Linked DNA regions of Homo sapiens: region 2 is linked to region 1. A link is a contact called in ENCODE Hi-C data. All regions are on one chromosome and are shown on one strand. The core of a region is the stretch at or near the end of the contact, and the rest is flanking DNA. Distances in the headings are between cores, read along the strand shown. Region 1 holds the start of RANBP2 (RAN binding protein 2). Region 2 holds the start of NPHP1 (nephrocystin 1).

Region 1 (7,656 bases), core at 1,532-4,031:
CCTTACAAAGTTGGTGGAAGAATGATATTAATACAAATGAAGTGCTAACAGAAAGAGCTTTGGAACACAGCAAGTACTTGTTAGCTATGGCTATTGTTATCAACACACTTTTCAAGGCAAACTTGTGGTTTCACCTATCACCTGAGATATATGACTTTTAAGTCCATCAGATCTTCTCTTTTGGTTTTTATTTTTAAATTAATTAAATATTATTATTATTATTATTTTGAGACAGAGTCTGCTCTGTTGCCCAGGCTAGAGTGCACTGGCACGATCTCAGCTCACTGCAACCTCCACCTCCCAGGTTCAAGCAATTCAGGTGCCTCAGCCATCCAAAGAAGCTGGGATTACAGGCATGCACCACCATACCCAGTTAATTTTTGCATTTTTAGTAGAGATAGGGTTTCAACACGTTGGCCAGGCTGGCCTTGAACTCCTGGCCTCAAGCAATCAGCCCATCTGGGCCTCCCAGTGTGCTGGGATTACAGGCGTGAGCCATCGTGCCTGGCCCTCTTTTCGTTTTAGAGATAGGAATCTCATTCTCTTCCACAGGCTGGAGTGCAAAGGCATGAACATAACTCATTGCAGTCTCCAATCCTGGGCTAAAGGGATGTTTCCCCCTCTGCCTTTGGAGTAGCTGGGCCTCAGAACTGTGCCGCAACTACTGACTTCCATCAAGATCTCTGTCCTACCATTTCATCTTCCTACTAGGCTATCCCCACATGGATATATAAATGGTACCTCAAGTGAAAGAAATCAACTACCTAAAATAGGATTTTCCACTCCAAACTAGATTTTCTTTACATGTCATTTCTGTTAATGTGGGTCACACACACTGGTAAGCTCAGAATCATCTTTTTCTTTTCTTTTATTCACATCCAATATTGTTGAAATAAAACAAAATGCTGTTTTTCCTTTTTTAGAAAGGCAATACTTGTTCATTATATCAAAATTTAGAAAATATGGAAAAACAAAAAGGATAAAAAATTATCCACAACCAAAATAGCCCAAATTTCCAGTTAAAAATGTCAACGCATTTGATATTTGTCCACATAATTCAGACTGTAATGTTTACACAAATGTGAGCTTTTAAAATCTAAAAGGTTCTCACTATTAAAAATGTTTTGTTAAATTTTGTTTTAAAAGTAAGATTTTAATATCCAAATTCCCAAAATAGACATTTTTGAAGATTTGGAAAATACAGACGGCTCAAAATCTTTACATTATTACTGTTAAATTTTGGTATGTTCTGTTATTCTGCTAGTGAAATATATATAGATTTGGGGGGGCTATTCCTTTTCCTTTTTTTTTTTTTTTTTGAGACAAGGGTCTCACTCTGGTGCCCAGGATGGAATGCAGTGGCGCTATCACAGTTCATTGTAACCTGGAACTCCTGGACTCGAGGGATCCTCCCGCCTCGACCTCCCAAAGTGCTGGGGCTACCAGCTTAAGCCACTGTGCCAGGCGAATGGCTATTCCTATATACACAGTTGACCCTTGAATAACATGGGTTTGAACTGCCTGGGCCCGCTTATAAGCCGACAGAAAATACAGTATTGGAGGGGCCTGCATATAGAGAGGTCTGACTTTTCCTCTAAGTGTTCCACCCGCAGGACTGACTGCGGGATTTGAGAATGCGCGGACTTCTTCTTCTTCTTTTTTTTTTTAGGAAGTCTTACTCTCGCCCAGGCTTGAGTGCAGTGGCGCGATCTCAGCTCACTGTAACCCTCGCCTCTCAGTTTCAAGCGATTCTCGTGCCTCAGCCTCCCGAGTAGCTGGGATTATAGGGGCCCACCTCCACGCCCAGGTAATTTTTTGTATTTTTAGTAGAGATGGGCTTTCGCCATGTTGGCCAGGCTGGTTTCGAACTCCTGACCTCAGGTGATCCGCCCGCCTCGGCCTCCCAAAGTGCTGGGATTACAGGCGTGAACCACAGCGCCCGGCGGAATGCGTGGATTTTGGCATAAGACGGTGGTTCTGGAACCAATCCCCCGCCGAGATGACTGTTTAAAAAATTGTAATTGTCCAAAACTTAATATTTGTGGTCTTTTTCATTATGCAGTTCTAAATCTCCCTTTTTTTTTTTTTTTAAATTCAGACGGAGTCTCCCTCTGTCGCCCAGACGGCGCAATCTCGGCTCACTGCAACCTCCGCCTCCCGGGTTCAAGCGATTCTCCTGCCTTAGCCTCCGGAGTAGCTGGGACTACAGGCGTCCGACACCACGGCCGGCTAATTTTTTGTATTTTTGGTAGAGATGGGGTTTCCCTGTGCTAGCCAGGATGGTCTCGATTTCCTGACCTCATGATCCGCCCGCCGTGGCCTCTCAAAGTGCTGGGATTACAGGCGTGAGCCACCACGCCTGGCCCTCATTTAATAAGATATGAATTTAAAAATGTATGCTTTAGTATTCACACATGTCCGATGCAACGTATTTAACCAGTCATCTCCAGAAACTTTGTTCCAATTTACACGTTCACCAAATTGGCCTGAGTGCTTTTTTTCTTCCAATGCATTGCGCACTTATAATTTAGAACAAGTGACCAAAACGCTTAAGAGCCCATCACGCAAATTGTTATCTGCTGGAAATCTACGCCCTAGGCTGTGGACACTGGCGGCCGAAATCTGATCCCGGCTTGCCAAGACACCCTCAGAGCACGCGGCGCTGCCAAGAGCCTGGCCGAGTGCAGCTCGAGCGCCGACGTCGCCAACGTGGCGCACACTGCTGACGCAGTACGCAAGTTCGTCACAGTGGTCCTCCGCCGGCTGCGCCGCAAGTTCGTCACAGTGGTCCTCCGCCGGCTACGGCGCTGCGTCACTGGTTTGCAGGCGCTTTCCTCTTGGAAGTGGCGACTGCTGCGGGCCTGAGCGCTGGTCTCACGCGCCTCGGGAGCCAGGTTGGCGGCGCGATGAGGCGCAGCAAGGCTGACGTGGAGCGGTACATCGCCTCGGTGCAGGGCTCCACCCCGTCGCCTCGACAGGTGAGTGGGTCTCGAAGAGACCGACGGCCTCGACCTGGCCGGGCGGCGGCCTCGCGCTGCTCAGGCGTCATGGCTCCCGACGGGCGCTGCTCCCTGGCGCGCTCTGTTGAGGCGCCGGCCGGCTGGCGCAGTCCTGTGGGCGGCGTGGCGCTTGCAAGCGCATGAAGAGTCCTGGGGGGACAGCGGTGGGCGGGAGACCTTTGGCGCCGGCGCTTCCTCTTTCTCCCGGCTTGTTCCCGACGCTTGTTCCCGACGGTGCTCGCTCCTGGGGCCGCCCTGGCCCGGGCTTTCTGGCCGATCGCGCACCCCGTAGTACCCGCGCGGCCTAGTTCTCGGGGGCTTGGGCACCCGGGTGCTGTATCGGCGGGTTTCTTCCCATCTCCTGGACATATACTTTATATGCTGCGGCGGAGGTCGTACCTCCTTGGCCTGGAGGAACCCAGTGGGGACTGACGCAGCTCCGGGTGAGCTTTGGCGGCTGCGTCGAGTGACAAGGTAGGCATCTCAGCGCGGACATTTGCAATGGCCCGACGGCGCAAATGACACTGAAAGTCCCCTTGTTTTGAGTATGAGGTGTTTGTCGCTGTCCCTTTGTAAGGGTCCAGCTCCACTCCGCTCCTCATACTCACCTCCCTCGCCCCCCTCCCCGCCCGGAACACTTTGGTAGCTGCCTTTGCTTAAAAAAAAAAAATTCTAAAGTTCTTACAAATCGTTAGTATGGCTTGCAATTTTTAACCTTTTCCACAAATGTTTTAAGGGTATTTTTCCTCTTTACATGTAAATAATGTGATCTATTTTGGATTCAATAAGACTTTAGTAATTGGATCTAAAGAGTGACGGAAGAAGCTATTAAAGGTGGATGTGCGCAGAATCTTGAGTCAGTTTGCTTTGGCTTGAATAATCACAGCACTGTCGTTTATAAGCTGGGTATTTGGGGCCAGTTACACTTTTCATCCATAGATGGAGTTGTAACATTAATAGAATTTGATAGGATGATCCATTTTAAACATTTAGGGTATTGCTTGACACATAGCACTAAATGTTAGCTACAAGTCACTTTTTATTGTTGATGTTAAAAGGATATTGGCGGGGCGCAGTGGCTCACGCCTGTAATCCCACCACTTTGGGAGGCCGAGGAGGGCGGATTGCCTGAGGTCAGGAGTTCGTGACCAGCCTGGCTAACATGTTGATACCTCGTCTCTACTAAAAATACAAAAAAAGTTAGCCGGGCGTGGTGGCGCATGCCTGTAGTCCCAGCTACCCGGGAGGCTGAGGCAGGAGAGTCGCTTGAACCCGGGAGGCGGAGGTTCCAGTGAGCCGAGATCGCGCTACTGCACTCCAGCCTGGGCGACAGAGGGAGACTCCAAAAAAACAAAAACAAAAACAAAAAAAACCCGGAAACTCACGGATGACCATGATTATAATAGTAGCATAATTGTGTCTCTTATCGTAACTAAGCATAGGTTATCTTATTTTGCGCTTCCAGCAGCCCTGTGGATATTGAGACCTGTAGAGATTTAAGATACTTGTTCAGGGTCAAATAGATAGTGCAGCAGAATTTTGGCAGTGGGTCTGATTTAGTTTCTCTTGGGAACAGTGGAGTAAGTTACAGTCTATTCCTCCAGAGGAGGAGGATAGATATCTACTTGTACATTGTAATTTCAAACTGCTAGCATAGTATAAATATGAATGTGATGATAGAGTCTAAAACAGACCTTAATTGAGGGTTCCTGTAACTCCTGAAATTAAAGACTTTAATTTTTGTGTTATTTTATTTTTTTTGAGGTGGGGTCTCACTCTGTCACCCAGCTGGATGCAGTGGCGCTATCTCGACTCACTGCACCTTCCGCCTCCCCAGCTCAAGCGATGCTCCCACCTCAGTCTCCCGAGTAGTTGGGACCACAGGTGTACCCACCACACCCGCTGTTTTGTTTTGTTTTGTATTTTTGGTAGAGACTGGGTTTCACCATGTTGCCCAGGCTGTTCTTGAACTCCTGGGCTCAAGTGATTTCCCCGCCTCCACTTCCCAAAGTGTTGGGATTATAGGCGTGAGCCACTGCACCGGCCATTATTTTATTTTTGAGACAAGGTCTCTTTCTGTCTCCCAGGCTGGAGTGCTGTGGCGGGATCGTGGCTCACTGCAGCGTTGACGTCCTGGGCTCAATCCATCCTCCCACCTTAGCCTCCTGGGTAGCTGAGACTACAGGCATGTGCCACCATGCCCGGCTTTTTTCTTTAATGTAGAGACGGGGTCTTATCATGTTACCCAGGCTGGTCTCCAACTCCTGGGCTCAAGTGATCCTCCCGCCTTGGCCCCAAGTGCTGAGATTACAGGTGTGAGCCACTCTGCTCAGCCTGATTTTTTTTTTTTTAAACAAGCTTAAAAAAAAAAAAAAGCAAGCTTAGAGCCTTTCTGAGATTCTTAGTGGGGACCTTGGCTTCCAAAAGATTAAAAACCACTGGTCTAGACAGAAGTTAGAATGTTCTTTCAACTACATAACTTCTCCATTAAATAAAGTGGAGTGGTGGCAGAATTTTGAGGATTGGTTATTATGACACCTCTCTTACACTTAGAGTCTTTTTTTTCCCCCAAATTTAAAGTCATTTACATTAGAACCTGGGGATTTCAGCGGAATATGGATTAACTAGTGAGTAACTTTGGAACATGTGAAGCTATTCTGTAAAGTTAGGTTTGAGTGAAATGACAAAACAGGGTGCTTTGGATAGAAGGTAAAGAATGGAGGGAGAAGAGGCAGTGGCTGTGAAGAATATGAAGAGGTTAGTATTCTCCCCCAGTTTGGCAGAGGCTGGCCATCTGTGAACTGCCCATGCTTTCTAGAATGTCGGAGTTTTGGAGTGTGATGATGCGTCTGTATATCATATCTTTCTAGTCTTTCATTGTGCTTTCATTTGTTAGTCTTCTCTTGTTTTGCCATTTTTCTACTCCCTCACATGTGCTTTTGCCCTTAAAAATATTCTTCGTCTGTAATCTGAGCACTTTGGGAGGCCGAGAGACCAGCCTGACCAATATGGTGAAAATCCGTCTCTATTAAAAATACAAAAATGAGCCGGGCGTGGTGGCAGCGCCTGTAGTCCCACCTACTCGGTAGGCTGAGACAGGAGAATTGCTTGAACCCTGGAGGCAGAGGTTGTGGTGAGCAGAGATTGCACCACTGCACTCCAGCCTGTGTGACAGAGCGAGACTCTGTCTCCAAAAAAGAAAAAAAGAAAAAAAAATATAATTCTTTCTCTAGTTTTTCTTTTTCCAGATGGCTTCTGTTTAGTTTTTCTATGTTCTGTCAAGTTGATTTCTTATTCTGCAGCTGATTCCTACTTCTCAAAGTCTACTTGACAGCTCTTATTTTTATTTATTTGTTTTTTAGAATAGGGTCTTGCTGTGTTGCCCAGGCTGCCATCAAATTTTTGGGCGTAAATGATCCACCTACCTCTGTTTCCTGAGTACTTAGGACTACAGGCAGGCACCTTTGACAGCTGTTAGTTGTTTTTTCTGCCCTTTACAGCTATACTTCATACTTCTGAGTAACACACATATATACTTTTGTTATTTTTAATTTCCTTTCTCCCATTTTAGACATTTTCTTTTCTTTTTTTTTTTTTTGAGACGGAGACTCGCTCTATCGTCCAGGCTGGAGTGCAGTGGCGCGATCTCGGCTCACTGCAAACTCTGCCTCCCGGGTTCACACCATTCTCCTGCCCCAGCCTGTAGCTGGGACTACAGGCACCCGCCACCACACCCGGCTAATTTTTTAGTATTTTTAGTAGAGACGGGGTTTCACCGTGTTAGCCAGGATAGTCTCGATCTCCTGACCTCATGATCCGCCCGCCTCAGCCTCCCAAAGTGCCGGGGTTACAGGCGTGAGCCACCGCGCCGGGCCCCATTTTAGACATTCTGTACTGGTTATTATGCTCCTCCAAAACTGTCCTCAGACACTTTGGTTTGCCCCTCATTCTTTCAGTACTGTTATTGCAGTTTTTGTTTAAATGAATATTTAACATTTATATAAATATAAGGTAAATATTTTTGCATTTGAATTGCCCTTGTTGTGCGGTTTTGTTTTTCCTGGACTGAATAATTGCTTTATTTTTTGGTTTGCTTGTATGTTGTGTTACTACTTGCTTACTTAAACTCAGCAATTTACACCCTCAAATGTGGTCAAACTGGTCACATAATCCCATCAATTGCAGCTTAAAACATTGATTGATTGATTGATTGATTGATTGTCTGTCTACCTGGAATACCCTTACTAACTGACTTCTCCAACCAGGATTGGTTTTTCTTCCTCTTTGCTACACAGCTGTGCTCTTGGGACTTCCCTTTATCATCAGTTTGAGAATTCCTTTCATCTTTTTTCTGAGTTAGACCCTTTGTTTCTTGTATCTCATGTCCTCTTCATTTACTTTCTTTGTTTTGGTGTAGCATAGTCTCACTTGCTTTGAGGAAAAGTAGATGAGAGGTTTTTTTGTTTGTTTGTTTTTGTTTTGGGACAGAGTCTTGCTCTGTTGCCCAGGCTGGAGTGCAGTGGCATGGTCTCAGCTCACTGCAACTTCCGCCTCCCGGGTTCAAGCGATTCTCCTGCCTCAGCCTCCTGAGTAGTGGGATTACAGGTGTGTGCCACCATGCCCGGCTAATTTTTTCTATTTTTAGTAGAGATGGGAT
Region 2 (7,656 bases), core at 1,579-4,078, 1.5 Mb after region 1:
GTTTGTTTACTAACACTATATGTAACTTTGTCAATATACTCTCCAAAAAGGCACATACTTCTTTGGTCTGTTTTCTATAGATTACGTAGAGAAGATAAAGTGGATGAAAAAAGAGAAAATTCCATTAGTTTCTTCTCTACTCTTGCAATTTGGCATCCATCTGAGTGTTATTTACAAAATTCACACACCTAGTGATAGAGCCAGTCATCACAGGCCTGACTCAGAGGGGCTGTTGATTACTTGTCCTACAGACACCGAATAGAAAATCTGTTCCATATTCAGCTTCAGGTGTCCTCTGTGAAGACAGGGAAGAATTAGCTAATACTATCAAAACAAACTTTCCAGATAGTCAAGGTATCAAAAGGCTCCAGAGCCAATATTTCTCCAGGGAGAATAATCTTTCTAATAGTTTGTTTTAATAATCATTTTTATAGTTTCCTTCTAAAACTTTTCCTGGTTCTCCTAATGTCCCACTAAATTTAAAATTAACTCATCATGACTAATCATCAGAGAAATGCAAATTAAAACTACAATGAGGTACCATCTCACACTGGTCAAAATGGCTATTATTAAAAAATCAAGAAATGACAGATTCTGGTGAGGCTGACAAGAAAAGAGTACACATATACACTGTTGGTGGGCATGAAAATTAGTTCAGCCACTGTGGAAAGCAGTTTGGAGATTTCCCAAACAACGTAAAACAGAACTATCATTTGACCCAGAAATCCCATTTCCGTGTATATACCCCCAAAAAAGAAATGATTCTACCAAAATGTCACATGCATGTGTATGTTCCCTACAGCACTATTCACAATAGCAAAGACATGGAATCAACATAGATGCCCACCAATGGTGGACTGGATAAAGAAAATGTGGTACATATACACCATGAAAAAATATGCAACCATAAAAAAGAATGAAATCATGTCCTTTGCAGCAACATGGATGGAGCTGGAGGCCATTGTCCTAAGTGAATTAGCATAGGAACAGAAAACCAAATACCATATGTTCTCACTCGTTGAGTACACATGGACATAAAGATGGGAGCAATGGACACTGGTGACTGCTGGAGTGGGGTGGGGGAGGGAAGAGGAATGAAGACTGAAAGACTGCCTATTGGGTACTGTGCTCACTGCTTGTGTGATAGGCTCATCTGTACCCCAAACCTCAGCATAACACAGTGTTCCCATGTGACAGACCTGCACATGTACCCCCTGAATCTAAAATAAAAGTTGAAATTTTAAAATAAGACACAGAACCATATTAAGATCCACCGAAGTTCAGCATAAGTCAATGCCCCATCAAGTTTTATTTTTTATTTCTACCAGAAGAGTATTTAGCTTTTGTTGCACCACTGTGATTCCAATACACAGTCACCTAAATATTTACCTTCCAAATCCTTTTTACTTTAAACAAGAGAACAAAAATGGATAAAATATGAGCATCAGTGAATCTCTTACCGGCCTCAGATTATAAAATAATTTTACTCAGTGGAAAAATACTTGGTAATAGATCACATGAAAAAAATTAAAGTGAAATTAAAATGTCAGAAAATAAACCCACTGGTTGCTATTTACTTTTTTCTTATTTTTAATAAGAACTCAGTGTATTTTTAAAAAGTTTTTTTTTTTTTGAGACCAAGTCTTGTTATGTTGCCCAGGCTAGTCTCGAACTCCTGGGCTCAGGTGATCCTCCTGTCTCAGCCTCCCAAGTAGCTGGTACTACTAGCATGAGCCACCACACCTGGCCTAAAAATTTTTATAAATATGAAAAAGAATAAAGAAAATCATAATAATCATCAGCATCCTGTCACACAGAAATACCATATTAGCCTGTTCCCTTCTATGCTGTTCTGTGTATATTATATAAGTAACAATGTGATGAATACTTTTATACATCAATCTCTGTCCTACTTTCTAATTATTACACATAGCAGATCCCTGGAAATGTAATTTTTGAGCCTAGGTGCATACACATATGTTACACCTTGTCAAGCTGCTTTCCTGAAATGCTGTACAAGCACCTTATACACGGGAGCAGTGAATGTGCCTGCTTCATCACACCTTCCTCAAGACAGAGTGTTGTGATTTTTAACATTTTTGTGATACCTTATGTGCTTTGCAATTACTTGAGTATCTTTGAAGTTAACATTCCTCGTATGTTTATGAGTTACTTGTATTTCCTCTCTCGTTCACCTCCTTTGCTCATTTATCAGATCTTAATGTTCTTGCATATTAAGACTATTTCTTGACACCTATTTCGCTTGAGTTCACGGAGGCAATAATAATCTCCACTTGAGGAAGGCTGAAAGGAAATGGGCTTGGAAAGTGGAGGAGAGGAGCTAGGCTCAGAGTTGGGTTGGAAATGGTTACACCACTAAGTTTAGATTGGGAGATAAGGTGGGTTAGTGAGTTGTTAGGGTAGGAGGTTGAGACGTTAGGTGGGAGTGAGGGTCGGAGGAGGGGGCGCTTAGTTGATGGTCACGAATTTTGGGAGGTTTCGCCTTTGGCTGGGGGTTGAGTTGGGATCAGGAGGGGTTTGAATCGGGGTTGGGTGCTGGAATGTTATGGGGTAAGGGGGCGTTACAACCTGGGAAGGTAAGTAGGTTGGGGGCAAGCTCCCAGGATTAGGTGGGGTCACGGTGGGAAGGCGCAGTGCGCGCAGCTGCGTCCGCCTGTCGCCCGCCCCAGGGCCCTCTGCACAGCCTGACCATACCTGTTGCTTCAGCTCCTGATTGCGGCGCCGCAGGGCCTGGAGAGGATCTCGCTGTCGTCTCGCCAGCATCTCCCTGGCTGCGGTGCTCTGATTGCTCCAGTTGCCAGGGAAACCAACCGGCGGCGCCAGAAGGTGACGCCATCGATGTGCGCCCGCCTCCCAGCCCCGCCCCGCCCGGGCCGGTCCCGGGAAGGGTCAAATGTTCTCTTGCGGTGGTCATCCCACGCCACCAGGCAGGTCACAGCCGGGGGAGTCACTTTTCCTCGGCAATTCCTAAGGATAGGGGAACGTCCCCCGGCGTCTGAAACTACATTCCCCACAATACATCAATAATAACACCACCTTCTTGCTGGGATACCTGTTTTATGGCATTTGCTTTCTGATACCAATTTTGTAAGCTAATGTTAAGATACAATTTTAGTATCTTAAACTCTTTCATTAACTCCAAGGATAGCTTTCCTATGGAATATATGGTTCTGTTCCATACTGTCACTTCAAAAGGCAGTTTTTAATTCTTTGCCATTTAGGCTACTGAAGTTTCATTTCATTCTAATATTGCACGTTGTCAATTCTGAATTCTGTAAGGATGGTAATTGTTCTACAGCAAATCTATGAGCAAATTATTAGTTCTCATTATGATTCCCAGTTTACATCAACTCTCAGGAAGGTTGTCATGTTTCCCCCATATGGGACTGCATCCCATGAATCCAATTCCAAAACTCCACTACACCAAAATTGAACTTGAATAAGAATGATGATGCTTGGGGCTCACCTTCCAAATGATGGACCCCATTAATACAAATGAATGTTCTTCAGAACAGCCACAGGCCAGGATGAACCATTATTTATGTACTTTTTTCTTCAAGTATAATACATACAGAGAAAAGTCTACAGACTTTGTGTGCAGCTCTGAAAACCCTCCACCCCATAACAGCACCCAGATTATGAAACAGAACATTATCTGCCCACTCACACTCTTCCTGTCTTTCTAGTCCTTGCCTACCCCCAACCTCTCAACCCTCTCACTTCTCTACCACACACCAAAGGTGAACAATATCCTAACTTATAAGAGCACAAACTTGTGTTGCCTTTTTTTGTACTATACAATGAAATTATGCACTGTGTGGTGGCTTCTCCTGTCCTTTAAATATCACATTTGTGAGATGCATCTATACTGTGTGTGTCTGTAGTCTGTTCATTCTCATTGCTGATATTTCACATATGATATACCCTAACATACTGATTCTACTGTTGCTGGGTAAGTGGGCAGTTTCCAGCTTAGGGCTAGTATAAATAGCGCTGCTAAGAACGTCCTGGTGCAAGTCTTCTGGCAAACACATAACACTGCTGAGTCACAGGCATGTTATACGTCAGCTTTAGTAGATACTACTACCTGGTTTCCCAAAATGGTACTAATTTATACCCTATCAGCAGTGTATGAGTTTTTGTTCTTTATGTCCTTGGCAAGATTTGGTATTGTCTGTTTTGTTGTAATTCATGTCTTATTTTGAATTAATTTCTCTATTATGGCTTATGATAATTAGTTCACTTAAATAGTCAAACATAGGATTTCCATTAAAAATCTTTACAACAAATGAGAAAATGCTATAAAATATTTCTAAGTGGATTATTAAATCAATAATTACAGGTGATGAGATGAGCAAAACGAAAAAAATTGCTCTAAAATACAGCTATTACTTATGAAATTCTCAGTCTACAAATAAATTAGAAAAAATTATTCTGCATCTACTTATTTATAGGGATTTCCACATTTTAAATGGAAAAGTTAATAGCATCATGGATACAGTTTAATTCTGTTGGTAAAAATAAACTAATAACCCCCCCTAAATATGTGTGAATATATGAACAATAAGGAAAGGTGCAAAAAAAGTGTATTACTCATTCACCTCAGGTGTGAAGATGTTTGACTTTATACATTTTTGCATCATATTGTTTCGGTTACAAGTATTCATTACTTGCGATTCCTAGATCAGCATCATCACCACCTGGGACCTTGTTAGAAATGCACATTTTCACATTTTCAGCCCCACCACAGTCCTAGGAGAATCAGAATCTGTATTTTAACAATACCCCAGTGTTTCATGTGCACATTCAAGTTTGAGAAGTACCACTGAGGTATTCAGTGTGCTATAAATGATATGATTACTCAGCTAATGATTTTTCACTAATAACTGTAATATTCAGGACAGTCACATTAATACTAGTCATTGCTCCTCTGTAGTTATACCTTGATGCCATTATAAAAAACAACATAACCTAAAACAAGAGAGATCTGCAGTGAGGTAGCCAAAAGAAACTAAAGCAAACCATGGCCAATGTTTCTCCTGAGAGCAAGCTACTTCATAAAACTCATCATGATTTCTATCAGTGTGTTAAAATGAGTAACAATTTTGAATTGCTTCCTCACAGGTCATACTGAAAAAGAATTTAACAGCTTCCAAGAGACTCATAATGTAGACAGAACCAGTGGAACAAGACGACTTGGAATCAATAAAAAGATTATAGCAAAGAGAATAGAGAAAGTGTGCAGTTTTAGGGCCTTAAAAGAAAATTCAGGCTGGGCACGGTGGCTCACGCCTGTAATCCCAACACTTTGGGGAGCCGAGGTGGGTGGATCACCTGAGGTCAGGAGTTTGAGACCAGCCTGGCCAACATGGCGAAACCCTGTCTCTACTAAAAATACAAAAATTAGCCAAGTGTGTTGGCACATGCCTGTAATCCCAGCTACTCAGGAGGCTGAGGCAGGAGAATCACTTGAACCTGGGAGGTGAAGGTTCCAGTGAGCTGAGATCACACCAGTGCACTCCAGCCTGGGCAACAGAGTGAGACTGTGTCTCAAAAAAAAAAAAAAAAAAAAAAAAAAGAAAGAAAGAAAGAAAGAAAAGAAAAGAAAAGAAAACAATCCACCTCAAATAAAAATGACAAATATATACCTTGGTGCAAGGCACTGTTTAGGCCTGTGGTACAAGATGTTTAATACTGCTCTCAAAGAGCTTCCAAGCTACAGTAATAGACTAGAAACATGAAAATTGTACCAACCACTTACCACAGAAGTGCTACCTGGTGTACAGAATTCCCCGCCAAATGAACAGCTTATGATTAAATACACTGAGCTCTACAGTAAGGTCATGCATTGAATATGTCCACTAGACAGCTGAAAGGGTGAAGCTGGAATTGAAGGAAAGGATCAGAGGGAGGGGGCTCTGCTTGGATGTGCTAGTTAAGCCAAGAGAATGGCTAGGGTAATCACAGGAGAGGACAGGGCAGAGAACCAAGGCAAAAGTTTGAGGAACTTGAGAAAGGCAGCAATAGTAGCAGTTTGGAAACTCAATAAACTTTTGTATTAGAGAAGCAAGGGAAGGAGAATTTCAAGGGACAAAGTGGCCTCATCAAATACCCTCAAGGTAAAATGTGAGGATTCAGAAGAGCCATAGATATTAATGTTTCTGGAAGGTGCAGAGGGCAGATCACAGCAGACCAATGGGCAAAATATTTGGAAAGAAAATATTGGCAAATGATAACATCAACTAAAATAAATTTTAAGTCAAAATCCATGCATTTGTTAGCCAGGCATGGTGGCAGGCACCTGTTATCCCAGCTACTCGGGGAGGCTGAGGCACAAGAATCGCTTGAACCCGGGAGGCACAGGTTGCAGTGAGCCAACATCACACCACTGCACTCCAGCCTGGGGGACAGAGTGAGACTCCGTCTCAAAAAAAAAAAAAAAAAAAAAAAGAAAAGAAAAAATATGCATTTGTAAATAGAAAGCAGGCAGAGACTGCAGACGCAACAGAGATGATGTACTGGAGAACAAGAAAGGTCCTGAGGGAGATGCAGAATTCTGCAGAGGCCAAAGAGGAGACAGCCTTGGAAAGGGCCCGTGTGTCTTCTCTCCTGGTAAAGGAAACCTAATGAGACAGAGCTTCAAAAACAGTAGTTTTCAACCTCAGGTGACCATCACAATCACCTGAAGAACTAAAAATTCTAATACCCAGGCCATATTCCAAATGACATGAATCAAAATGTCTGGACAGTGGCATGCAAGAATTAGTATTTTTAAAGCTCCCTAGATGATTATAATGTGTAGCCCTGTTGAAAACTACTGCTCTAGACAAAACTATTGAGTAGGATGAAGGAATTCCCAGCTAACAGCCTTTATCTTCTCATATGGTTGATCTACTAGGAATGAAAGGCATCAAGAAAACTGGGAGTTTCAGGAACTCAGGTGCTAAGAAATGAGACAGATGCAGTCACAATAGAACGAATTTGTAGTGAGCCAAGTGAGAAAGGTGAAGTCTTTCTTTCAAGTTCAGTGGCTCAAAAGAGCAAAAGCAGTGGTGAAGGTAAATGTACAAGAAGGGATGGAGTCTAATCTGACCAGGGAGCCCAGGATGACTTATGAGGTTAACTGGAAGGGTGAGACAACTAATAGTCTCCAGAGTGGGCAGTTCTATAGGAGATGTAGAGGATGTAAGCTGTCCTAATGAGGTGGCGTTACCCCGAGACTAAACAGACAAGTACAATATAAAAAAGTCCAAGCCTGTTGATGATAAGGTCCGGAGTATGGCTGAAGCAATGTGGAATAGAACAGGTGGTCTGGGAAGCCCATATTGGGGGAGAAAAGGAGGCAGGGTAGGGTAGTAAAAGTGGGCCAAGACATGTAGATGCCATGACTAAATGGCAGTGAAAAATGGAGGTGGGGGAATATAGATTCAAGGAGTCAACAGTGTGTCATTTCCAAGTTATGACTGGCACTGACTCCTGGCTCCCAACTTTCCATTTCCAGTTTTGGCTAACGTAGGAAAAGTACTATCTCCACAGTATTTTGGGGGGGAAAAAACTACCACATTTAAGTAGAGCAAAGGTAGAAAAAGTGACAGAGGTAACGTCAAAGGTAACTGCCCACTACAGAACTGGGGA

What was found. Hi-C counts contacts between places; a loop is a spot of excess contacts on that map. Pooled maps may share reads with other maps.
Region 2: a map of CD4-positive, alpha-beta T cell shows a loop between it and region 1 (18-fold over the local background). The contact joins the promoter of NPHP1 here to the promoter of RANBP2 in region 1. A Hi-C loop is called at or near these places in 2 of 168 maps with a recorded cell type or tissue (CD4-positive, alpha-beta T cell and naive thymus-derived CD4-positive, alpha-beta T cell) and 7 of 50 pooled maps.

What each region holds. Positions count from the first base shown.
Region 1 is chr2:108,716,701-108,724,356 of GRCh38, forward strand. RANBP2 (RAN binding protein 2) reads left to right here and starts at 2,782. Exons shown (of 29, transcript NM_006267.5): 1 at 2,782-2,978. The coding sequence starts at 2,907. RefSeq lists enhancers at 1,725-2,655, 2,656-3,585, 2,679-2,868, 2,949-3,008.
Region 2 is chr2:110,202,185-110,209,840 of GRCh38, forward strand. NPHP1 (nephrocystin 1) reads right to left here and starts at 2,829. Exons shown (of 20, transcript NM_001128178.3): 1 at 2,716-2,829. The coding sequence starts at 2,784.